3 separate regions of the Homo sapiens genome follow, and regions 1 and 2 are each linked to region 3. Evidence: chromatin loops called from intact Hi-C (ENCODE). Cell type or tissue: PC-9. All regions are shown on one strand.

Region 1 (8,000 bases), 130 kb after region 3:
GTGGGGTGGGGGAAGAGGGAAGGGATAGCATTAGGAGATATACCTAATGTAAATGACAAGTTTATGGGTGCAGCACACCAACATGGCACATGTATACATATGTAACAAACCTGCACGTTGTGCACATGTACCCTAGAACTTAAAGTATGATAAATATCTACTTATATATATGTATAAAAGAAACAAAGTAGAAATTACCAGGGGCTGGGGGGAGGAAAAATTGGGACATTTATTATTTAATTGGGGACAGTTATTATTTAATGGATAGAGTCTGCAATGATGAAAAAATCTGGAAATGCATAGTGATACGGCTGTAAAACATGGTAAATGTACTTAATGCTAGTTAATGTATACTTTAAAATGTTTAAGATGGTTAATTTTATATTATGTAAATTTTACAATTTAAAAACAAACTATGAGCTGTACCTAAAGCACAGCTCAGAGGGAAATGTACAACATTTGTGGCAAGCAGCTCCCAAAGATCCCCTTCTGGTATTCACATCACTGTGTTATGCTCTCCCTTGACTATGGGAGCAAGAGTGACTGTCAGACTTCTGAGAGCTAGAAGATAAAATGTTCATGTGTTTGAAGCCACTAACTGGTAATCTGTTACAGCAGTAATAGAAAACTAACACAAAGCAGTTTCCAACTAGGGTGATTTTGCCCCCTGCCCCAGGGTGACTTTGCTGCCCACGGGAGATATGGAAACATCTGGAGATTGTTTTGGTTGGCACACCTAGAAAAGTGTTATTGGCATCTAGTGAGTAGAGGCCAGGGATTCTGCTAAACTTTCTATAATGAAAAGGACAGTCACCACCCGCCAGCCACACAACAAAGAAGCATCCAACCCAAGATGTCACCAGAGCTGAGGCTGAGAAACTCTGTACTATGGCCGTGCAAGTTGTGCAAGATGACATTACTGGAGAAAAACTGGATGAAGGAAACATGGGAATTAAACATTTTTGTAAATATATAAGTATAATCACAAGGAGAATAGAAGAATACACAGCTTCTAAACCACTAGAAGCAGGAAAAATAAATACATAAAGTACTTTGGAAATTCTGGGAAAATATATAAGCTAAGGAAAAGGAATCAATAGGGAGGGGAAAATGAAAAACACAAGCAAAAGGAATGACAATTGGTATATAAAAGTCCAAAAAAACCTCTCAAAATCCAGTGAGGATCACAAGTATGAAAGGAAAATAGTGAGTGAAGAGACAGGCACTAATGTGAAAGCGTGAAACTGGGGGAGGAGGGGTCAGATTATTTGGCCCCTTTTTTCTTCCATGAACTGAGAGGCAGTGGTATCTGCTGACACTGGGGGATGCCTGAACAGGGAAAGGTGTGAAAAGTTTCTGTGGGAAAATTATATGGGGCATGAGTGAGGGTGGGACGGTGCTGTTGCTGAGCAGCACTGAGGCTGGGCAGCTCTGTGTGGAGTACACCAGGTAGTCTACAAATTAGCACCAAAGCTTTCTCCAGCCACATTCCACAGTTGGGGGCAGAAAGCAGCAGCAAGGCAGTGGGGGCAGGTATTATGTATAATGAGTGCTAGCAGGAGGAGAGTGACATCCACAATGGCTGACAAGGGGGTCTGCCCTGGGTGGGAAGACAAAGGAAACAGGAAGAGGCTGCTGGGCTGAGAACAGGGAAGTTTTCAGAATGCATTGAAAGGAAAGAGAAAGTTCAATAGGAAAGAGAGCACGAAGAGCAAAACAGTGGAACTGTGGTCAGAGAAAACTTTTGTTGTTCAAGATCTTGATAGAAGCCTGGGTTTCTTATGGAGAATAAAGATGGGCACCACTGAGGAAAAGAAAACCATGAGGCGGTGGGGAGTGTGAAATAGATTCCTGCCCATCCTATTTGTGGCAAGCACATCTACTGACTCTCACAGAAAGCTACCTGCAGGCAGCTGTCAAGAGTTCTCCATGTACAAGACATAGTGTCTCCAGGAGAGGTCAACAGAAAAATGAGTGCAGTGGGGATACAAAAAAAGGTTCAAACAGATTCTCCCCATTCATATTAAGAGTGCCCTCTTACCCTCCCCCAAAAGTATTGAATTACTTATCTCTTTCTGATCCAAGTTCCTTAACAAGGACAATCTCATGAATTTAATCCCAGTTTGTACCAGACCCCCCTCCCACCACGTAAAATGGCAGGCCTGCATGCCTGATCATGGCCCCAAGCTGCACCTCTCACACAGCCCTCTACCTTACAGATCACAGCTGCTGATCAAAAAGGCCTCTGAGGCTCCAAACCAAGTAGCCTCACTAATGGAAAAACATCTCAAAACCTAAAGTTGATGCTATGTAAATGGGATTGTTTTCTTAATTTCTTTTTCAGATAGGTCATTATTAGTATATAGAAATGCAATTGATATTTCTATGTTGATATTGCATCCTGCAATTTTACAGTTCTAACAGTTTTTTGGTGAAGTTTTTAGGAACTTCTATATATAAGACCACTTCATTTGCAAACAGAGACAACTTAACTTCTTTTCTGATTTGGATGCTTTCTATTTCATTTTCTTGCCTGACTGCTCTGGCTAGGACTTCGAGCCCTGTGTTGAATAGAAGTGGCAAGAGTGGGCACCCTTGTTTCTGATCTTACAGAAAAAGCTTTCAGTCTTTCACTGTTCAGTATAACATTAGCTGTGGGCTTGTCATATGTAGCCTTTGTATACTGAGGAACATTTCTTCTATATGAATGCTGACGATTTTTATCATGAAAGGATGTTGAATTTTGTCAAATGCTTTCTACAGCTATTGAGATGATCACATGACATTATGCTAGGTGAAATAAGCCAGTCACAGAAAGACAAATGCTACATGATCTCACTTATATGTAGAACTTAGAGAAACAAAGGGTGGATGCCAGAGGCTATGGGGTAGGGGAGAGGTAGGTCAAAGAGTACAAACTTTCACATATAAGATGAATTTAGTTCTGGATATCTAATGTACAGAATGGTGACTATAGTTAATAATCAGTGGGGAAATGACTCCCTATTCAATAAATGGTGCTGGACTAACTGACCAGCCATATGCAAAAGATTGATACTGAACCCCTACCTTACACCATATACAAAAATCATCTGCCTGCCCAGCATCCATTCCCCCTTCTGGTAAAAGCCTGTTGATTATGTGTGTTTTGGGGGTGGAGGGAAGAATGACTGTTTCCTCCCACAATGTGTGCATTCCTGATTCCTGGCAAGACAGTCGAAGTGCTCCACCCTCCACTGCCAAGGGTGTGACTTGCTCAGGAATTTGAAGCAATCAAGTATGAGATGGCAGACTGGAAACGCTGGAGCTGATTCATTCTAGAGTGGTGTCTGCGGGAGGACCTGCCTACTGATGCCCCCACCTTGGACCCTGAGTCTAGCTCTCTTCTTCTAAGGCCTGCTTCTTCAACTTTCCCTTTGCTTCTGTGAGCTTCCCTGTATCCTTGTAGTAAATTCACATCATTTTGCTTGAGTTAGGCAGAGCAGGCTTTCATTGAAGAAATTTAATGAAAGGCAGCATCGGATTGGAATCAGAAACGGCTGGCCTCCTTTCTCTAAAGCGTATGACATCGGCCTGGGCCTTACTCAACCGTCAATGAAATGTAATGTCAGACAGCTCGCAGTCAGAGGCCAGAACAGACACTAAAACCAACAGGGAAGTGGGCAACATCCAAAGACTAGGAGAGACAGAAGGGCCTGGCACTGTAGAAATGCAAGAGTAAGAACAGAGCACAACAAACAGGCAGCCCCTTCATTATTCAATTACTCACTATGTAAATCGAGAATTAATGTTCACGGGTTCTGGTGAGTGACATAATTACAATTTAGAAAGGGCAATTAATCATTGGCTTGTTGTTCACTGCCTTGCTGGGAGCAGTTTGCTTCATGAACACCAGTAAAGCCACAAAAGTATTAAACACACGAATGACTACCACCACCAAATTCCAGTCTTCTTTTCCCTCTCCCCACCCGCCAACTCCTCTGACTGGGCTCAGCCGCAGATCTTACATCTGTTTCTCATTTCTCGTGTGACACTCCCAGACCCTCCCCTAATCTCCACCCTCCAAGAAGAGGCTTTTCCCCTTCACTGCTGGCAAAGACAAGGGCTTCCTAATACTGTTTGCTGCAAGAAAAGAAAAAGACTTTGGGCCTCTGGATCTCAGCTCCAAGAGGCTAAAAAAGAGAGTGGGAAAATGAAGTTGAGAGAGACAAGGATAAAGAAGGAGGGAATGGCAAGAATGAAAGGCAGATGGATGAAATGGGCTGGGTACCGGGATAATGCAGGCCTCTCAGCATGGGCGCAGAACACTGGCATCTGGCTCTGAAAGCAGGGCTGCCAGCAGCATCTTCTCCAGATCAGCATCTTTCTACAGACTGAAGGCAGCCCTTGCTCCAGTCCTGACCCCTCGCCTGATGCCCAGCTGCTCAACTGGACTCCAAAACCATACACAAGGCAGGAGGCCAGCAGATGCATCTCTGTCTTCTAACAAGCAGATTGCAACTAAGTGTTCTCCTAGAGGATGCATTTCCAGGAGAAAATCCCTTAAAGAAAAAACTTCAGGGATCTAGTTCTACTTCATGAAACCAGGCAAGAATGAATATTGTCACTTCAATGCTACCACTGCCTCAGGCCAAATTAGAGTATTACTGCTTCTAACTCTTGTGCTAGAAATGGCCCTGCTGGTCTGAGACCTCTGTGCGTGTATGTCTGTCTTGGCCTCTTCCACCGTCTTGACTATAAAGATCCTGGGGTAGACACTGTTCATTGGCGCCCTAGCAGCCACTCCCCTCTAAAGCTCCTACCTTCCTTCATGCCAGTGGAGTCCTAGTTTTGTAGGCATTTACTTCATGCCTCTGATCTCAGGAAAGGCAGGCTCTTCTGGCAGCCTCAGGGGAAGCTGTGCCCAATCTAGTGAAACCATGGTAATCCTACTGTCCTTTACAGTGGTGGGTCTGAGATGGTCACAGGTCTCAGCTCCAGCCAATGAGACATGTGCAAAAGTGGCTGGAGAAGTGTCTTTCCTGCTTGAGGTGCTGATGTGAGGACTGGATGCCTTGTGACCATGAGGGAAAAGGCCACAGAACTGTGGGGAAGCCACCATCTGCTCAGACACAGGTGGAATAGCACACTATATCAGCATTCGTCTGCCTGCAGTCTTCTTGTGCAGGAAGATAATACATGGTTGGGCTGTTAAGCCTCTGATAGTTGGGTGTTCTGTCCCTTGAGGCCAAAAGCAGTCCACACACAGCAGCATTACCCTGAAGCACAGCCTCTTCACACACCTTGCTAATTAATCCAAAGGCCTGAAACAGCACCACAGAGGTAGGATGACCAAGGATCTTAGCAAGCGGGCCATCAAGGCCACTGCAAGTCTAGACAGGCAAGCCAGAATCAAGAAGATGACCCTCCAAAGCAAGGGAGAATCAGGCGAAGATAAGGGGCCATCTGTGTAATAAAAGGGGGGAAGATTAAACAGGGAAAAGAAAGTACAGAAAATACTATTTTGTATATGCATCAGCTACCTCTGGACGAACACAGAAGAAATCAATAACAACTCTTACCCAAGGCAGGGAGCCAGGCGGCTGGAAGATTGGAGTGATGGAGCCTTTTTATTGGATACCTTTGGACTTTTGAATCATGTCAATGTATTATCTGTTCAAAAATAAAACCACAAATGAAGGAAATTAATAGAAAAAACTAAAAACAAAAGGTGGGAGAAACCCTCCCTTAGGTGTTTCCCTAACTTTCATTATCCAAGTGATGAAAACACTTGAAGACAAACCATTCTTAAATTCTGGATGGCTAGACCCAAGCTTACGTGCCTGATAGGAGCTCTCCATTAAAAGGGATGATTAGTGTGACAAACACAGATGCATCACACTGAGACTTTGTTTTTTAAATACACAGAAGGTAAATCACTATACGATTTGCTTACTACAGTATTAGTGATATAAGCTCATTGGCAGGATCTGGAACACACTTAACTGACCAAAAGGAATATTCTCTCACATTTTCATTGATTAAGTCTCTACAGCTGGCTCTGATGCACTCACAAGACCAGTATATAGTAGATACTGAGCTGGATGCTAAAGAGAAGTAAAGATAAATAGGACATGACTTTTTCTTGCCCTAAGGAGTTTATAACCTTAATAGGGCAGATAAGACATACAACAGAGGTGCTTAATATCTGTATTTATCTATTATGAAATCAACTATATATGCTTGGCAAAAACTAAATATTTTTACTTTCAACAAGCATGCCAGGACAACTCAATGGGGAAAGACTAGTCTTTTCAACAAATAGTGCTGGGACAACTGGATATCCAGAGTTTTGTTTGTGAATAATGGATTTAGACCTCTGTCTTACACCTTACATAAAAATTAACTCCAAAGACATCACAGACCTAAATATAAGAGCTAAAACTATAAAATTCTTTTTTTTTTTTTTTTTTTTTTGAGATGGAGTCTCGCTCTGTTGCCAGGATGGAGTGCAGTGGAGCGATCTCGGCTTACCGCAACCTCCACTTCCCAAGTTCAAGTGATTCTCCTGCCTCAGCCTCCTGAGTAGCTGGGAGTACAGGCACGCGCCACCATGCCCAGCTAATTTTTGTATTTTTAGTGGAAACAGGGTTTCACTATGTTGGTCAGGCTGGTCTCAAACTCCTGACCTCGTGATCCACCTGCCTTGGTGTTCCAAAGTGCTCGGATTACAGGCGTGAGGCACTGCACCCGGCCTAAAACTACAAAATTCTTAGAAGAATCATAGGTGTAAGTCTTCAGGACCTTGGGTTAGGCAAAATCTTACTAGAGGTGACAATAAAAGTACCAGCAATAAAGAAAAATTACCAGGCACAGTGGTTCATGCCTATAATCCCAAAACTTACTTAAATAAACAAATAATAAAAAGTAGGTAAACTGGACTTCATCAAAATTTAAAACTTTTGGCCTGGTGTAGTGGCTCATGTCTGTAATCCTTTGGGAGGCATTGCCTGAGCCCAGAAGTTCAAGACCAGCCTAGGCAACATAGTGAGACCCTCTCTCTACCAAAAAAAAAAAAAAAAAAAATTTAATGAGCCAGGCGTGGTGGCACATGGCTGTAGTTCCAGCTACTCAGGAGGCTGAGGTGGGAGAACTGGTTGAGCCCAGGAGTTCAAGGCTGCCTGCAGTGAGCTATGATTACACCACTGCACTCCAACTGGGCAACAGGGCAAGACCCTGTCTTCAAAAAACACTGAAAACTTTTGTGCTTCAAAGGACACTATCAAGTAAGTGAAAAGAAACCCAGGAAATGTGAGAAAATTTTTGTAAATCATTATCTCAAAGGATTACTATCCAGAACATATCAAAAAAACCTCCTTCAGCTCAACAGCAAAAAGACAAATAATCCAATTAAAAATGGACAAAGGATCTGAATAGACATTTCTCCAAAAAAGATATATAAATAGCCAATAAGCACATGAAAAGATATTCAACATCATTAGCCATTAAGAAATGCAAATCGTAACCACAATGAGATACCACATCACATCCACTAGGATGCCTATACTCAAAAAGACAAGCGTTGGTGAAGATGTGGAGAAACTGGAACCCTCACACATTGCTAGTGCGAATGTAAAATGGTGCTGGCAGCCACTTTGGAAAACAGTCCCAACATTCCTCAGAAAGTTAAACATAGAGTTACTATTTGATCCAACCATTCCATTGCAAAGTATATAACCAACAGGAATAAAAACATATCCACAGAAAAACTTGTAGACAAATGTTTACAGCAGCACTATTCATAGTAGCTAAAAAAGTGGAAACAGCCCAAATATCCATCAACTGGTTAATGGATATATAAAATGTGATATGGCCATACAATGGAATATTGGTGGTAGAAGGAAATGAAGTACTAATACATGCTACAGCATAGGTGAATCTTGAACACATTATGCTAAATGAGAAGCTAGTCACAAAGACCACATATTCTATGATTCCATTTATATGGCATGTTCAGAACA
Region 2 (8,000 bases), 53 kb after region 3:
GGTGATGGTGGAGGAGGAGGAGGTGGTGATGGTGGAGGAGGAGGTGGTGATGGTAGAGGAGGAGGAGGTGGTGATGGTGGTGGAGGAGGTGGTGATAGTGGGGGAGGAGGAGGTGATGGTGGAGGAGGAGGAGGTGATGATGGTAGAGGAGGAGGAGGAGGTGGTGATGGTAGAGGAGGAGGAGGTGATGGAGGAGGAGGAGGAGGTGGTGATGGAGGAGGAGGAGGAGGTGGTGATGATGGTGGAGGAGGCGGTTGTGATGGTGGAGGAGGAGGTGGTGATGGTGGAGGAGGGGGAGGTGGTGATGGTGGAGGAGGGGGAGGTGGTGATGGTGGTAGAGGGGAAGGTGGTGATGGTGGAGGAGGAGGAGGTGGTGATGGTGGAGGAGGGGGAGTTGGTGATGGTGGAGGAGGGGGAGGTGGTGATGGTGGAGGAGGGGGAGGTGGTGATGGTGGAGGGGGAGGTGGTGATGGTGGAGGAGGGGGAAGTGGTGATGGTGGTGAAGAGGGAGGTGGTGCTGGTAGTGAAGGGGGAGGTGGTGATGGTCATGGAGGGGGAGGTGGTGATGGTGGAGGAGGGGGAGGTGGTGATGGTGGAGGAGGGGGAGGTGGTGATGGTGGAGGAAGGGGAGGTGGTGATGGTGGAGGAGGGGGAGGTGGTGATGGTCGTGGAGGGGGAGGTGGTGATGGTAGTGGAGGGGGAGGTGGTGATGGTAGTGAAGGGGGAGGTGGTGATGGTCGTGGAGGGGGAGGTGGTGATGGTCATGGAGGGGAAGGTGGTGATGGTAGAGGAGGGGGAGGTGGTGATGGTAGTAGAGGAGGAGGTGATGGTGGAGGAGGAGGTGGTAATGGTGGAGGTAGTGATGGAGGATGAGGAGGATGAGGTGGTGGTGCTGGTGGTGGTGCTGGTGGTGGTGGTGTTGGTAGTGGTGGCGGTGGCAGTGGCAGGGGCAGGGGTGGGAATGGAAATCTTTTATGAAGTGCTTACTGAGAGCTCCTCCTGGATAAACACTGTGAGCCATCTCATTTCTTCTCATAATGATCCGAAGTAGAAACTTTATATAGATGAAGAAAGTGAAGTTCAGTAAGGAGTAAATCACTTGGTTGAGGTTATAACGGTTAGTACACACGTTGGGAAGCCACGACTTAAAAGTACCTAACTTCAGAGCCTGTGACCTTAACCACTATCCTCACACTATAGTGGAAAAACTGTAGGTCTGTGGACAGGGATGCAAGGAGGCAGAGTCCTTGCTATTTATTCATTAGGTGTGTGACCTCCAGGAACAATGACAACAACAGCAGTAGCAAGGATATGTTACAGCAGGCTAGCCTGTAGGTTATGTCCTTTATTACATAAACGGAAATGCAACTCTAGTGTCTTCCTTTTAAAGATGAAAGTCCCCAGGGCTCAAGGGCTTAAGTGACTTCATCATCTCTATAAGGCCAGTAAGTGGTAAAGTCTTAATTCAAACTCGGTTCCCTCTCAATCTAAAAACCCAAGGCTTACAATACCAGGAAACTCTCAAACCACTTAACTGCCTTGGGCCATCTGTGAAAAGAACTGGACTGGGTCAATGGTTATCAATTTCTTTGTATATTCCTGTCTCATTGATCACATTTATCAAAGGACCTGGTCCCACCAGGACAAGTGCACAAAAGCTCATCTTGCTAAGAAAGGCAGTCGTCAATCTCTAAGCAATATGCTATTTCACTTCTCACTTTCAATACACGGCTGAGAACACACAAAATGGTAGCTTTCATGGTGGTACCATTACTAAAAAAAAGGTGTTAATGGGCTAACCAGTTGGCGGTACCCTTCTTCAGCCTAACCTTGTGAAAAACTTTTTCTTTTTTTATTATCCTTTAAGTTCTAGGGTATATGTGCACAACATGCAGGTTTGTTACATATGTATACATGTGCCATGTTGGTGTGCTGCACCCATTAACTCATCATTTACGTTAGGTATATCTCCTAATGCTATCCCTCCCCCCTTTCCCCAACCCCACAACAGGCCCCGGTGTGTGATGTTCCCCTTCCTGTGTCCAAGTGTTCTCATTGTCAATTCCCACCTGTGAGTGAGAACATGCGGTGTTTGGAAAACTCTGATTCAAAAACTCTTCAAAAGTCCCTTGGGCTCAGATCCCTCACTCAGCAGGTTAAAGAGTGCTCCCCATGACGGTGGAAGGTGGGCCTCTTCCCCAAGGGAAGCTTTCCTGCTGTATTGTTTTCAGGTCATTGTTAGCAGTTCCCTCTGAATCCCCAGGCTCTAGCAGCTTCTCTCTATAGGCCTCTCACACTCACATCCTCAAGGTAGGGGACCCTGCTCTGAATCTCTGGTGCAGACTCTGGGCCTCTCTCACTCACAGAAGTACTGCTGGCCACATTGGAGTGACCGGCAGGCAGGTGGCGGCTCTTCCAACGAGACACACCCCTCACTGAGCACGTGTCTGGAGACCTCCTCCTTCTCCAGTGCTGGGGAACCTGAACCCTACATGGAACCCAGCATCAGTCTCCATGACAATGCAGGACATGCATCCTCAACACAGCTCACGGGGCCTTCACGCCAGCATGAGCGAGGCCTCACTTCGTCCTCAATGTCTCTGACAGGCAGCATTTGGCACTGCCAACCACATTCTTCCTGGACTCTTCTCCACTCACTGATGCGGGAGGCGGTGGGAGGCAGCACGTGGCAGTGGAAGAGCGGGCTCTGGAGTCTCGCAGACCTGACTTCATCTATCAGCCGTGTGCATGGCTTCTGACAGCTACTTCAGCCTGCTTCCCAGCTTCTGCATTTGTAGAACATGTGTAATATAATCTACCTTACAGGGTTGCTGCAAGGATTCACGATGACTTATGTAAGAGGGCCTGGCACATAGCATATGCTCACAAAATTATAGTGACTGTCATTCTGTAGGACACAGAACTCCCTGTCTGATACTTCTCAATCATCAGCTGGTCATCTCTGCCTCATACGTGCAAGCCTAGAATTAAATTTACAACCTTCTCCAAGTGTAGTGGCTCACCTAAATTTTCTCTTTCTCTTAATGGCACCATTATTCTTTCTCAGGCCAGCCTGTTTTCCCAGCTGTACCACCTGTGGCCTCCCTTCTCACATAGCACCTGGCTGGGGCCAAGCTCTCCAGCCAGAAGCCCCAGTTTCTCCACTACCAGCCCTGCATGCGGCCCACTGACATCCTGCTCTCTCCAAACACAGCTCCCACTGAGAAGCCTTCTGGGCAAAGGCTCCCTCCTCCTCTGGAACCCCGCTGCGTCACTGTTTCCTGATTGCATACACACACGTTCCCTTCTTTATTCCTGCAAACATTTACTGTGCACCTACTCTATGCCAGGCACTGCATCCTCAGCCCTTGGCGATGAATCACCTGATGAATCAGACCAGCAAGGACTGTGCTCACAGATGCAGAGCAGACAGCCACAGGCGCTAACAAGACAGAGTGTGGCAAGTGCTAGAATATGCACAGGGCTCAAACCTCAGCGGGGGACAGACAACGGAGCAGCAGGCGATTCTGCGGTGCCTATGGGGCACTCCAGTGAGGTGTAGCTCCACACCCAGCCCTCATTCTGTGCCCATGACCCTTGTCTCACAGCACCTGACACAGGGTTTTAGCAACTCTATTAGACTGAATGGACATGGAGCAACCTGGTCAGAAGAGGAGGTACTCAGAATTATAGAACTCAGAGGAGGCAAGAGCCCAGCGGGCCGGGTGCAAACAGATGTGGGCTAACAGTGGGCCTGCCGCATTCTGGCTGTGTCTCTCCATAAGGCGAGTAGCCTATCCCTACTGGTCTGTCCTCCAGTCACACGAGGAGGCGAGGCAAACACAGGTGGGCCTGGGAGGGCCTGGAAGAGGATGTTTAAGGCCTGTAAGGTCCCTGGGATTTGGAAAGCAGATCCTGAGCAGAGCGCTGCAGGCCAGCGAGGAGGGTGCCTGGCAGCGAGGGGCAGCAGAGGCCATGGGGCACCCCTGCTGGGCTGCCTTCCTCAGCTGCAGCCCACTTTTTATGAAGCCTCGTGTGCCGACTCTTTCCTGAGAGCACAGCCAGATGAACTCTCAGCAACTGAACACACCTGTAACTAACACCAAGGTCATGAAAGGAAGCCTTACCCACCCCTCCCCCCCGCCCCCGCCCCTGCCACCACATGACCCCTGCTAGTCACTGCTGCCCCCAAAGGGTAACTGTTATCCCAGTTGCTAACACCATAGATGTGCTGTGCTGCCTTCACCCCTTCTGTAGATGGAATCACAGTTTGTAGGTCCTCTTCCCTACCCGGCTGCTTTCCTCAGCAGTGTGTCTGGAGTTCCAACAGCAGCACCTGCAGCTGTGGACGGCTCACTTTCATGCCAGCAATGCTCTATCATGAATACCACCGGCACTTGCCTCTCTCCTCATTTTCAGGGCTATCGTGAATGACACTACCATGGACATTCTACAGCCTCTCTTCTGGTGAACCTGGGGGCACATCTGGTGAACCTGGGGGCACATGCAGAATGCTAGGTCCTGGGGCATACCCATGTTCAGCTTTAAAAGATGCTGGCTATCGATCTTCCACAGTGGCTATGCCAACTTACACTCCACCAATGGTGTCTCAGAGTTTAGGTTAAACCACATCCTTGCCAGCACTTGGAGCTGCCTGTCTTTTCCACTTTGGCCATTCTTCCGAGTGTGCAATGGTATCATGTTGTGGTTGTAATTTGCATTTCCCTGATATGTAGTGAGGCTGAGCTCTTTTCACATTTGCTGACCACTCCTTTTCCTGTGAAGTGGAAATCCTATATTTAATTCCTCCTCCAAACACCTTGTGTAGCTTGTGTTTCCCTACACACCAAGGGACAAGGCAGAGACCAGTGTGCCTGGGATAGGGACGTCTGTTGAGCGGTGTCAGTGAGAAAACAGCAGGGCTCTCGGGATCAGATGATGGTCTTCTCTTAAGAAAGTTCGATCGGCAGCAGGGAGTACAATGGGGGAAAGGGCTGACTGCTCAGAGGCAGTGCAGGGAAGCATCTGAAAGGTACAGGGAGGAAGACTTCAATCCTGGGGAAAGGAGACAAAGTCCAGGAAGAATACATTTCTCCCTTTCTTCCTGACTTGGTTTTTGATGCTAACCCTGAAAAAGACCTTCTCCACTTCATAGCTGCTGAGTTTGGATAAAGTGAGACGAAGCGTTTCACAGAGCTGGGAGGTCCTCTACTCACAGGAAGCCTGCATATGGGCATCCTCCCATCTGGCATCCTAATCCTCGGCATCTCCCTTCCCTCCCAAACCTGACTGTGGGTTTCATGAGGCAGGAGCCACAGCTGTCTGAGCCATCTCTGCACCTGGCATTTAGCAGACTTAAATTGATGTGGAGTAAATGAAGGCCAGGCATTTATTAAAGAGGAGGAAGAGGACAGAAATAACATGAAAGAGGACTGGATACTAAGGTCAGGTACTCTGATGGTTGCTTTACACAAACTACCACTCACCCCAAAACAGCTGGCAGGTTAGTCCTAAATCCCCATTTCAAAGATAAGGAAACTGAGGCTAGAGAACATAATGACATGCTCAGGGTCACAAGGCTGCTTACATGACTGAGGCAGAACTAAACTGAGGTCTGCTGGACCCCAAAGCCTACTCATCCCTACCACCCTACTCAGCTCCATGGTTGACTGAAGACAAGGGCTTGGCCAGCCACAAGTGGTCAACTCCATGGGCTCTCAGGGTCTTCTTCAGAGCCACCCAGCACCAAGGTTTCTACTAGGAGACGATAAAGTGTGGGGGTTCTGAAGAGGCACAAGTCCCCTTAGCCCCATAATACCTGAATCCAGGCATGGTGTGAGTAAATCCCACTCCTACTTCTTTTGCTTCCTGCAGAAAATTACAAACTGGCAACTGAGCAAAGGCTCTGGAGCCAGGTGTGCAGTGGGAGCACAGCTAAGATGGCAAGGGGTTCAGCGGCCATGACTCAAGCCAGCACAAGCAGTCGAGGGTCTCACCTTCCTGGTCCATGTGCCTGTATGGCAGATGCACCTGAATGTGTGTTTGGAGTTCTGAGCTAAGGAATCTGGGAATGGCCAACCCAGAGATCCATTCCTTATCTACAAGGAACATCTGAACCACCGGCCCTTGTGAAGTGAAAATCCATGGAACACAGCTGTACAGGGCATTGAGGCCCTTTGTTTTGGGTTAAATCAAGCTTGTCCAACCCATGGGCCAGGGGCTGCATGCAGCCCAGGAAGGCTTTGAATGTGGCCCAAAACAGTCATAAACTTTCTTAAAACATTATGAGATTTTGTGATTTTTTTTGTTTGTTTGTTTTTGTTTTTTAGCTCATCAGCCATCATTAGTGTTAGTGTATTTTGTGTGGCCCAAGACAATTCTCCCTCCAGTGTGGCCTAAGGAAGCCAAGAGATTGGCCACCCCTGGGTTTAAATGAAGGTTGCCAGGTAGAACCTGTTAGGGAGAGTGCTAAGTGAAAATGCTATGGAAACTACATGCTCTTTGTGAGCAGTGGTTTGCTTGCTCAGCCGGCCATGGGACCTTGCGGTTCTCCTGTCCATCCCACTGCCACTGGACTGTCCCTGTATGTAACTTTTCTGCAAATAAAACCCGATGTCTCATTTGCCGGCTCTGAGGCTCTTGTTTGAGCTCTCAAACATGGTGCCATCCCTACTGAAGTTAATAGGGGTCCCGTGCAAAGATGCCTACAGAAATGGACAAAGGCCTTGTTCTGTGACACTGTCAGATGTGCAGACATACCTGGGGATTGCATGGCCCCAGCCCAGTGGATACTGCAAGACCATCAGAGAAAAGCCCGATGCAGCCCAGAGAGAAGGCTTCCCCATCCCAGAGAGCAGGTGTTGGGGTCAGGCCACCTTTAATGATAAAAATCCATCTCAGCATGCATATATGTGTGCATGCACACATGCTCATCCATTAATCCAAACCTGAAGCACTGTGACATGAAACAGAGCCCCCAGTACTGCTGTGCACCAGGGAAGGAGCCAGCACTTGCCAGGCGCCCAGCACGCACCAACACTTTTACAGGTGTTATTTCCCTTAATCCTCCCATTAACTCCCAGCAGAAAGCATTAGCATCTCCATTTTACAGATGGAGAAACCGAGCTGAAAGGAGGCACAGTGACTGAATTGCTGTGTGGGAGCCAAGGCTCATGGGCTCTGGTGCCCACACTCCATCAGTTACACCATACTCAAAGTTCAGGCTGCTTCTTCAGGTGCCATAAGACCCTCACAAGGCCCCTGTCTGTGTCAACAGCTCACTGCTTTCTATGGGGAAATGGAAACAATATTCCTCACTCAGATCTTGCAGTGTGGCTGTGAGGAACAATTACTCAGAAGGATTATAAAGCACAGGAGCCCTACAAAATGAGATTTCCATGCTCAAGAATAATCATCTAGGAAATAAATACTGCAGACAAAAGGGTCCATAAGTCTCTTCCTCCTTGAAAATGAGTCTGGATTTTGTGCAGGCTTTCCTTACCTGCCAGTCTCAACAGGTAGAAGGTGGAGGCTGACCAGCTTCCACGGTGGACGGCCGCAGGATTCCACCCAGCCCCTTGGATACACCATGGCTTGGCCAACAGCCCCAGGTCTCAGCCTCCCCATCTCAACCTGCTCTCACCCGGGACTGTACTCTGAGCTATTTTGGGTGGTCAAGGATGATGCAGCAGCTTATCCAACTTTCCCCGAAACAGGTTTTTACTGTCAGTTCTAAACTTAAAGGAAATAGGGGGAAAAAGGAAAGGGATGTGATGATTGGGAAGTCCTGGAGCCGTGTGTACAGAAGCTGGAAATGTCAAGGTCTGCGAGTATTCAACAAATGAAAGTGGAATCATATAAAAGCAACAGCTAATAAAAAAAGATTGTCAGATGCTGTGTTTTCCATCTTCCCAGCCATTACAGGAATAAAATTATCCGTGGAGAAGATCAAAAACCTTTTTCAAAACTAATACAATTAAGCCTCATTCTTCTGCCTCCTT
Region 3 (8,000 bases):
CAGAGCCACACTGGTACTGGGCACACTGTGAGCACCTCCCTGCTCCTGTGACGTTCCAGCTGAGTCCTCAATGGACAGCATAGGAGCACCACAGACAGGGGACAGAATGCTGGCACTTAGGACTGTATGATCTGAGCAAGCCAGCAGCTCTCTGAGCCTCAGTTCCTCTGGGCATGAAGTGTGGGCCACCCCGAGCATGACTGCGCACAGGGTGCACTGCATGTACCAGGCACAGGAAGCACTGAGAGGGGACACCTTCCCCTAAAAACCCCTCCACAGTCAGAGGGGAGAGAAGCCAGCAGAACCCCTGCCTCAACTCCTTCTGGGGCCTGACGGCCAGCTCCTCAGCTAGCCACACAAGGAAAGGAGCCCCTGCTCAGCAGACACTGGGCCCCGAAAATAACTCTGCAAGTCTACCCTAGCACCACTCCAATTTGCCAAGGAGCTAGATAAGAACTGAGTGCTAATTTGGCCAATTACAGATGACCAATGGCTACCTCAGATCCAGGTGAGAGAGCTGAGGAACAGATGGTTGTGTGTATTATTAGGGAAACTTGAAATTAGGCAGGTGGTGGCAGGTTTCAAGCCACATGTGGGAATTTTTACAATTGTGGGCCAAGTTTACAAAGAATAATAAACAAATTCTTACTTTATTGTGCTCTCCATCTTTGAGGCTGCCTCATGGAATTGCTCTGAAGACAGTTTATACATCTCAGCATTCTACAAGGAGAAAAACAGAATTGGTTACCAAAGACTGAAATTTCCCTCTGCTCTCTAATGGGATGCAACCACATTAGAAATTGACAGATGCTAATTTCTTGACGGGCATCAAAGCCGACTGGTAATTAATCCACACCTTGGGTTCCAGCTCCACCACGCATGGCTGCTGCTACAGAATCCTAGAATAGCAATGGCTGCAAGTGCGTTATGAGATCCTCTAGCTCAGGGGTTGGCAGACCACGATCCACGGGCAAAATCCAGCCTGCCACCTGTTTTTGTGAATAAGGGTTTTACTGGCACACAGCCACGCTCATTAGTTCACATATTGTCTGTGGCTGCTTCTGTGCTACAATGGCAGAGTTGAGGAGCTATGATAGAGACTACATGACCTACAAAGCTTAAAATACTTACTATCTTTAAAGAAAAAAATTTCTCAGTCTTGATCTGGTCCAACCCCTATTTTATAGGTGGACTTTCCTTCCCGGAGAGGTGAAATGACTTCTCCAAAGTCACAGAGCAACGGGGCAGTGTAAGGACTACAACTCAGTTGTCTAGATTCCCAGTCTGGGAAACACTCTGCTGCCTACCCTGACCACCCTACTCATCGGAACAGCAACCATCTGTCCAGATTGTTAAGGGGAGCATCCACAGGCACACACTTAATTTGTCCTGAGATCACCCGGTACATGTGCACCTACAGACCCAGGTTTGTGGAGGGAAGGCCCAGGCCTGGGAGCAAAACACAGCTGGGTCTAAGCCCTGATGCCACCACCGTGTGGCTCTGGGTAGGTTATGGAACTTTGCTGTGCCTCAGAGGCAAGCTGCTCCAGGCCACAAAGGCCCAGGTCCACATCCTCCTTTCTTTGTGAAGCTCCAGCACCTTCGCATGTTCTGAGGGGAGACTGACATTAACGCATCTGCTAGCAGCCTCCTGCCGTGCTCCAGGTGGGAGTGTGGTGAAGCCCACATGTGGACATGTAGGCAGCAGGGAGAAGGCCAGCCTTGGGCTGACTCATGAGGAAGCAGTTTCAGAAATGAAACAACCTGAGGTGGGGCAGGGCCCGTGGTCAGACCTCCCCAGTGCGGGTGAGGAAGGTACAGCAGATGTCACCTGGAGTTGGCTTAAGGTCAGTCCCTTTGCAGACACAACCACATCTACTCCTCAAAGCCTCACATGGGCACTTTGGGAGGCTGAGGTGTGTGGATCACCTGAGGTCAGGAGTTCAAGATCAGCCTGGCCCAAATGGCAAAACCCCATCTCTACTAAAAATACAAAAAAAAAATTAGCTGGGTGTGGTGGCGGGTGCCTGTAATCCCAGCTACTTGGGAGGCTGAGGCATGAGAATCGCTTGAACCCAGGAGGTGGAGGTTACAGTAAGCCGAGATTGTGCCACTGTACTTCAGCCTGGGCGACAAAAGTGAAACTCCGTCTCCCAAAAAAAAAAAAAAAAAAAAAAAAAAAAAAAAAAAAAGGCTCATACGGGCAGCATGATTATCCCCGTTCTACAGATGAGCAAATGGGAGCTTCAGGTCTCAGGTACCTACTGCAGGCACAGATCAGTCAGTCCCTGAAACACGCTTGTGTGGCAGTGAAGGAACTTTAGAGCTGCGTTGCCTTGCACATTTGTAGGACTTCAACTTGGCTCTCTCCGCCCACCAGGCACACAGCTAGCCTGGCTGAAGCTGGGCAGACACGAAGTGAGAGGTGCACAGAGCCACCCAGGGAAAGCACTTCCTGTGCACCACGGACCCCCCTCGGCCTTCTGCAGGGAAGGTAACTGAGGCAGGGATGGACCCCCCACCTCTAAGGCCATAGGGCATGGAAGGCAGGTCCAGATGGAAACCAGGCCCCCCTCTAGTCTTACCCCAAGGACTCCCCTGCTGCATCGTGGCCTCAGAGAAGTGCTGACTGGGAGGTAAATGTGGAAGGTGAGCCCCTGGGGAAGAGCACCTGGCTCATGTGATGAGGAAGAACCACCAGGTGCTGGCATTCTGCCCTGGGCTGGGCCGGGGGAGTCAGGGAGGCCTGGGGGCCACCTCTGGGCCTTTCACCCTCCACTGCCTGGTGAGCTTAGGCAAGTCACCTCGCTGCTCCTCACTTCTGAGCCAAGGAGATAATGGATGCCTCCCTCTACAGCTACTGGGAATGACAGCTGGGAAATGCCAACCCTCCCGGCATACGACAGGCACGAAATAAATACAGGTTCTCCTCCCACCACAGCCAGCTGCTGCCAAAATGCCCAGCAAGGGGGCTCCAGTGTTCTCTCTAGAGCCCTCACATTCAAACGAGAGATTACGTCTTTGCCTCGACCAGTCCAGTATCCACCAGCACTGCCTGTCCTGGGCGAGGCGGTAGGGACAGAGACATAACAACTTTGGGCCTCCCTCCCACTCCATGCAGACGCCCTTCCGCCACAGCCTGGGTGGGAACTGCTTAGCTGTCTGAAGTTCCCCTTCATGAGACCTCATCAGGAGATGGCATGGACCACAGACCCACATTTTGATTTGCGCTTTGGCATATGCTGGCGGTGTTCTTTGGGTAAGTCACTTCTCTCAACAGCAACACAGGGTATCACCCAGCCTGCAGTTGGTGGAGAGACATCTTGGCACACAGCACCCACCTCAGCCCACCACAGCCACTGAATTTTCCAGAGCTAAAATGCACCTCATCCTAAGCCCCGCCCCCCACAATTCATCCTGGCCTACTTCCTTTCCCACAAAACAACCTCATGGCTCAGACCTTCTCTTTGAGCCAAACCCCTCTTCCTGTGGTTGTGCCCACAGGGCTCCTGAGTGTCAGGTCACCATCCTGCAGGCCCAGGCACCTGTTGCCAACCTTCTCAGAGAGCGAATCCTTGGCCCAGATGGGCCCGGCCTGCTGTGGGCTTCAGTAGACACTCAGAGCCTGTGCTCAAGATGCCATACTGCCAGAAACAGCCTGGCCCCGGTGAATTTGGATAGTGCTTGGGTTTGATTGCAAGCTCAGTTTGAACATGTGGTCAACTCGATTTGTCACAGGAAGTACCCACAGGCCAAGAAGTGGCGGTGATTACCCTGCTGCAGCTTCCTCTATTGTTTCTCAGAATGACTCAGAGAAATTCCCCGTCCTGTCCTGTCCTGACCCGCCTACCCCACTCATCTAATCTGCCTAAGCAGACCTACAGGGACGGATGTCCTCACAACCGCAGCTCCCTTGGCACTCGAAGGTCTCCGGCCCACAACTTGGGAATACCAAGCTGGCTTCCTGTGTTCACAAAGCTGCTCATCCACCAGGCCTTTCCAAGGCTGCTGGAGTGGACCCAGACTCCATCTCCTGGGAAGGGCAGGGCACTCTGTGGACTCCTCAACCAATCACCAGGTCAGGGCTTCTAGAAGGACTAGACACTACCAACGTGCACACTGAGAACCCGCCAAGTGCCAGAAGGTTCTGAGACAAGTGTGGCTTGCTCCCTGGCCTCGTGGAGCTCTGAGATGGTGGCATCATAATTACAATGGGGTACTCAGCCAGTCCTCCCAGGTGCTGTGGGGCACCTGAAAGGACAGCCTGGCAGAAACCATGGGTCAGACTGACTTCCTGGGAGCCAATACCTGAACTGAGGCTGAGTTTTTTTTATTTACACTAAACAATGTTTTTGAAAAATACTTACATATGGTTTTAAAAAACAAAAATGGAAAGCATGGAGGGTGTGTGGTGAATACTGAGCCTCTTGGCCAGCCTGGACTCAGCCCTATCCCTACTCCTCTGTGCACCCCGTCCTTGTCAGGGCGAGGTGCTGTGCATGCATGGGCACATGTGTGAGTGAGCACACACATGTGCCCCACTTGTTCCTGACACTCACTTGACTGCAGCAGACACGATCTGCCACACCTCATCTTTCCATTGATCCTCAGAGACCTCACCCACTCCAGCTGACCAGCACTTAGTAGTAGGAATGAATACCCTGTAGTGTCATCCCTTGAGTATCACTCAAGCAGCTCCCCATCCTTGTACAGAGGTTGTTTCTAGTCTTCTACTATTATAAACAAAGCTAAGAGGAACATCTTGGCATCTAGAACTTTGTGTGTATCTGTAGGGAACACTGTATAAGTCAAATTCTTGGGTCAAAGGGTGTATCCATTTTAATGAATTTTAAAGGATGAGCAGAAATGAGCCAAATGAGAGGGAGGTCTCCTGAACACAGGCAGCAGTGCGAGGAGCCTGGGGCTGCCACAGGGCTGTGCATGGGGCAGGAGATGCCACTGTTGCTGCAGAGGCACAGGGCAACGGCCAGGAGGGGACGTGGAGGATGCCAGCTGCAGGCTCAAAAGCTTGGACTGCACCTCATGGGCAATAAGGGTGAAGAAGGCTTTCCTTTTTCAGTGAAGGAGGGGCAGGGAAGATTTGTTTTTTTTGTTTTTTTTTTTTTCCTGAGGCAGGGCCTTGCTCCTGGCTGGAATGCAGTGGTGTGATCATAGCCCGCTGTAACCTCGACCTCTGGGCTCAAGCTATCTCTCCACCTCAGAGCCACCCCAGTAGCTGGGACTACAGGAGTGTGCCATCCTGCCCAGCTAATTTTTGTATTTTTTACAGAGAGGGGGTTTCGCCATGTTGGCCAGGCTGGTTTCAAACTCCTGGGCTCAAGTGATCTGCCTGCCTTGGCCTCCCAAAGTGTTGGGATTATAGGCGTGACTTACTGTGCCCAGCTGATTTGTGTTTTTAAAAGAACATTCTGGCAGCTGTGTGGATGATGGCATCCAGCTCTCCCCGGCTAGGCCGTCAGTTCTCGAGAGCTCCTGGAACCCTGCAGCACAGAGCCTGGGAAGGCAGCATGACTGTGCCTGTAAAGGAGCCCTGCTGCCCACTGAGAGACACTGGGAAACTTCTCTGAAGTGCGCTCTACCGAATTCTCACACATTAATTAGCACCCAATGACCAGGGACTATTATTTCTGGGTGATTTTCTTTCCCATCGGACTCTTTAGTTTCCCAAATTTGCAGTCTTTTCCTCTGCCCTGTAGACAGCTGCCCCTCCTCCTCCTCCAGCTGCCCCACATGCACATCTGAAAGCAGGAGGCCTGACCTCCATTAATTAAATCTGCCATTAAAAATTAAATAACGTGAGTAAGAAGGTGTGAGTGTTATCTCCATGGGTTTCCAAAGTCACAGTGTTTCTTCAATTACTTCCCGAGCAGTTTTCATATTTCATACTGTCTGATTTCTCCAAGGGCCTGGATCTGTGAGATCAAAAGCAAGGGTGAGGGTGAGGGAAGCATGGTGAGGAGGCCGGGGAAGGGAAGATGACAAAATGTGTCTGAGCAGAAGAGATCACCCGGCAGCCCCTGCCCCAAAGCCAGAATACAGGTGCGGGGTGGGAGGAGGACATGGGGCCCAGAGGTCTGAGGGGAACCCCCATAACTATAGAGCAGCGTGGGACCAGTGCATTAAGGCATGTGCAATCACAGATGTGAAGAAAACAGAGCCTAATCTGTGGACATTGGGGAGAGCAACTTTTGGACTGGAGCCCTGAAAGACACCCCCTAACCACCTCCCAAGTTAACAGCAGTCATTCACGGCCTACGGTGTGCACAGGCTGTGCTGGGCGCCACGGGAGAGAAGGAGCCTAAGAGGGTCACGGCACTTGAGGATTTATGTCTAATAGCAAAGAAAGAACCAAGGCCTCAGGAGCATTCCAAGAACAGAGCGGCAGCACAGGGCAGTGGCAACGTGTGCATGCCGTGGTCAGACCGCCTGTGCAGGGTCAGGACCCACCTCTTCCGGGTGTGTAACCACAGGCAAGGGTCAAGACCTCTGGGTCTGTTTCTTCAGCTTCTTATCTGTAAAATGACAACAATGACAGAACCTCCTTTCTGCAGTTTTGTGGGAATCGAATGACAATGCATATAAAATTCTTAGAACAGTGCCTGGCACAGAGTAAATATTCAATACCTGTTTTAATAACTAAAAATCTCCTACTCAAATGCATAAAAACCAACCAAGTATACTATGTATTTGGAAGAGAGATCCGAGAGTATCGGAAGTGTCAGGTCTCCTTGGGGATGTAAACTCCACACAGATAGGGACTTTAGCTTGTTTTGTTCACTAACCTATCCCCAGAGCCTGTAACAGTGCCTGGCAGAGAGCAGGCCCTCAATGTAAAGTTGAGTAAATGGAAATAGGGGTCAGAACCACTACAGAAAATCCGACAAGATGATCCCACTTAAGAATATCTGAAAAGATGATCAGGACCTAGTTATTTATAGAGTCAACCAAGAAAGTTTGCTGATTCCCACTATTCCCACTCTGTGCCAGGCCCTGCTTAAGGAGAGCTGAGAGGCTCATGTGGAAGCCAGCTGGGGGTAGCACAGAATCCGACCAAAGCACAGAGGAGTCTGAGGGTGGGGCCAAGATAGGTGGAAGGGAGTGAGAATCAGGAACCTGGAACCTTTCCCACGCAGTGAGAACATTTCTCCAAATGCTTTGAGAGAATGCAGGAGCCAAACAGTCACTGACTGTGCTCTGCTCCCACCAGCAATGTATTCAAAACTCCAATCAAACAGTGATATGTCCACTCACAAGGTTCAACAGCCCTCCTCAGGCCAGGCACTGAAGCAGATTTTCCAACAGGTCAATTCCCGGCAAGCTGAAAGCAGTATTTCAAGGTAAGAATTACCGCCCCTTTGACAGATGAAGAAACTGAGGTTCAGCAAGGCAACGGGTCCTACTCTGGGTGTCACAACTTCAAGCAAAACAACAGGATCCGAGGACAGGCCTGGTGGCTTTCCACACAGTGGCAAGCCTTCTATTCTACCCAGCTGTCCCTTGGGAAGAAAAATAACAAACCAAAGGCCACGCAGATGCCAGCACATGGTTCCACGTAGAAAAATGTGCAGCCCAGGATCCTGCTGCCCAGGGCAGGGGAGAGATTCCCAGCAAAATTAGTGCAGGTTGGAAAAGGGCCAAGGGTTGATGATGCAAGTAAATCCCAGAAATCTGAGAGGAACAGATTGAACACAGGAAAGCCCTATCCAAGATGCTATCAACATGGCCAAACACTGGTCATCTGGGGAGATTTGGAACTCAACAGCCTAATTATCCAAAGCTTCTCAAAATTCACAGGAATGCTACATTTTAAGCAAAGTGAAGAAAATTAACATATTCAGGATTTGGAGAAAGAGTTTCTGATGTGAAAATAGTAAAAACCACAAATAAGTGAAAAATGAACACAAGTCTTTTTAAAAAGGTCCAAATAATCAATATAAAAAATTAAAGCTCAGGACATGCAGTCAGCTACACAACCAATG

The links. Hi-C counts contacts between places; a loop is a spot of excess contacts. Peaks named below come from ENCODE experiments on the same cell type or tissue, not always from the same donor. Only the 100,000 strongest peaks of a DNase experiment are listed, where the experiment ranks them.
Region 1: it touches region 3 in a loop (8-fold over the local background); 4 of 110 quality-filtered maps call a loop at or near these places.
Region 2: it touches region 3 in a loop (4-fold over the local background); 4 of 110 quality-filtered maps call a loop at or near these places.

What each region holds. Positions count from the first base shown.
Region 1 is chr3:126,777,992-126,785,991 of GRCh38, reverse strand. All of the region lies in intron 4 of CHCHD6 (coiled-coil-helix-coiled-coil-helix domain containing 6), which reads right to left. Among named protein-coding and RNA genes, the nearest start is that of CHCHD6, 78 kb to the right of the region's middle. In PC-9, no CTCF peak of the experiment used is centred here; a DNase peak (open chromatin) is centred at 3,231; H3K27ac peaks cover 1,635 bases.
Region 2 is chr3:126,854,450-126,862,449 of GRCh38, reverse strand. All of the region lies in intron 5 of CHCHD6 (coiled-coil-helix-coiled-coil-helix domain containing 6), which reads right to left. Among named protein-coding and RNA genes, the nearest start is that of PLXNA1, 120 kb to the left of the region's middle. In PC-9, no CTCF peak of the experiment used is centred here; a DNase peak (open chromatin) is centred at 3,369; H3K27ac peaks cover 1,534 bases.
Region 3 is chr3:126,907,400-126,915,399 of GRCh38, reverse strand. It overlaps CHCHD6 (coiled-coil-helix-coiled-coil-helix domain containing 6), which reads right to left. Exons shown (of 8, transcript NM_032343.3): 6 at 650-720. Among named protein-coding and RNA genes, the nearest start is that of PLXNA1, 72 kb to the left of the region's middle. RefSeq lists enhancers at 3,446-3,525, 3,666-4,145, 3,078-4,277 and a silencer at 6,308-6,620. In PC-9, no CTCF peak of the experiment used is centred here; DNase peaks (open chromatin) are centred at 1,759, 3,789 and 6,479; H3K27ac peaks cover 7,581 bases.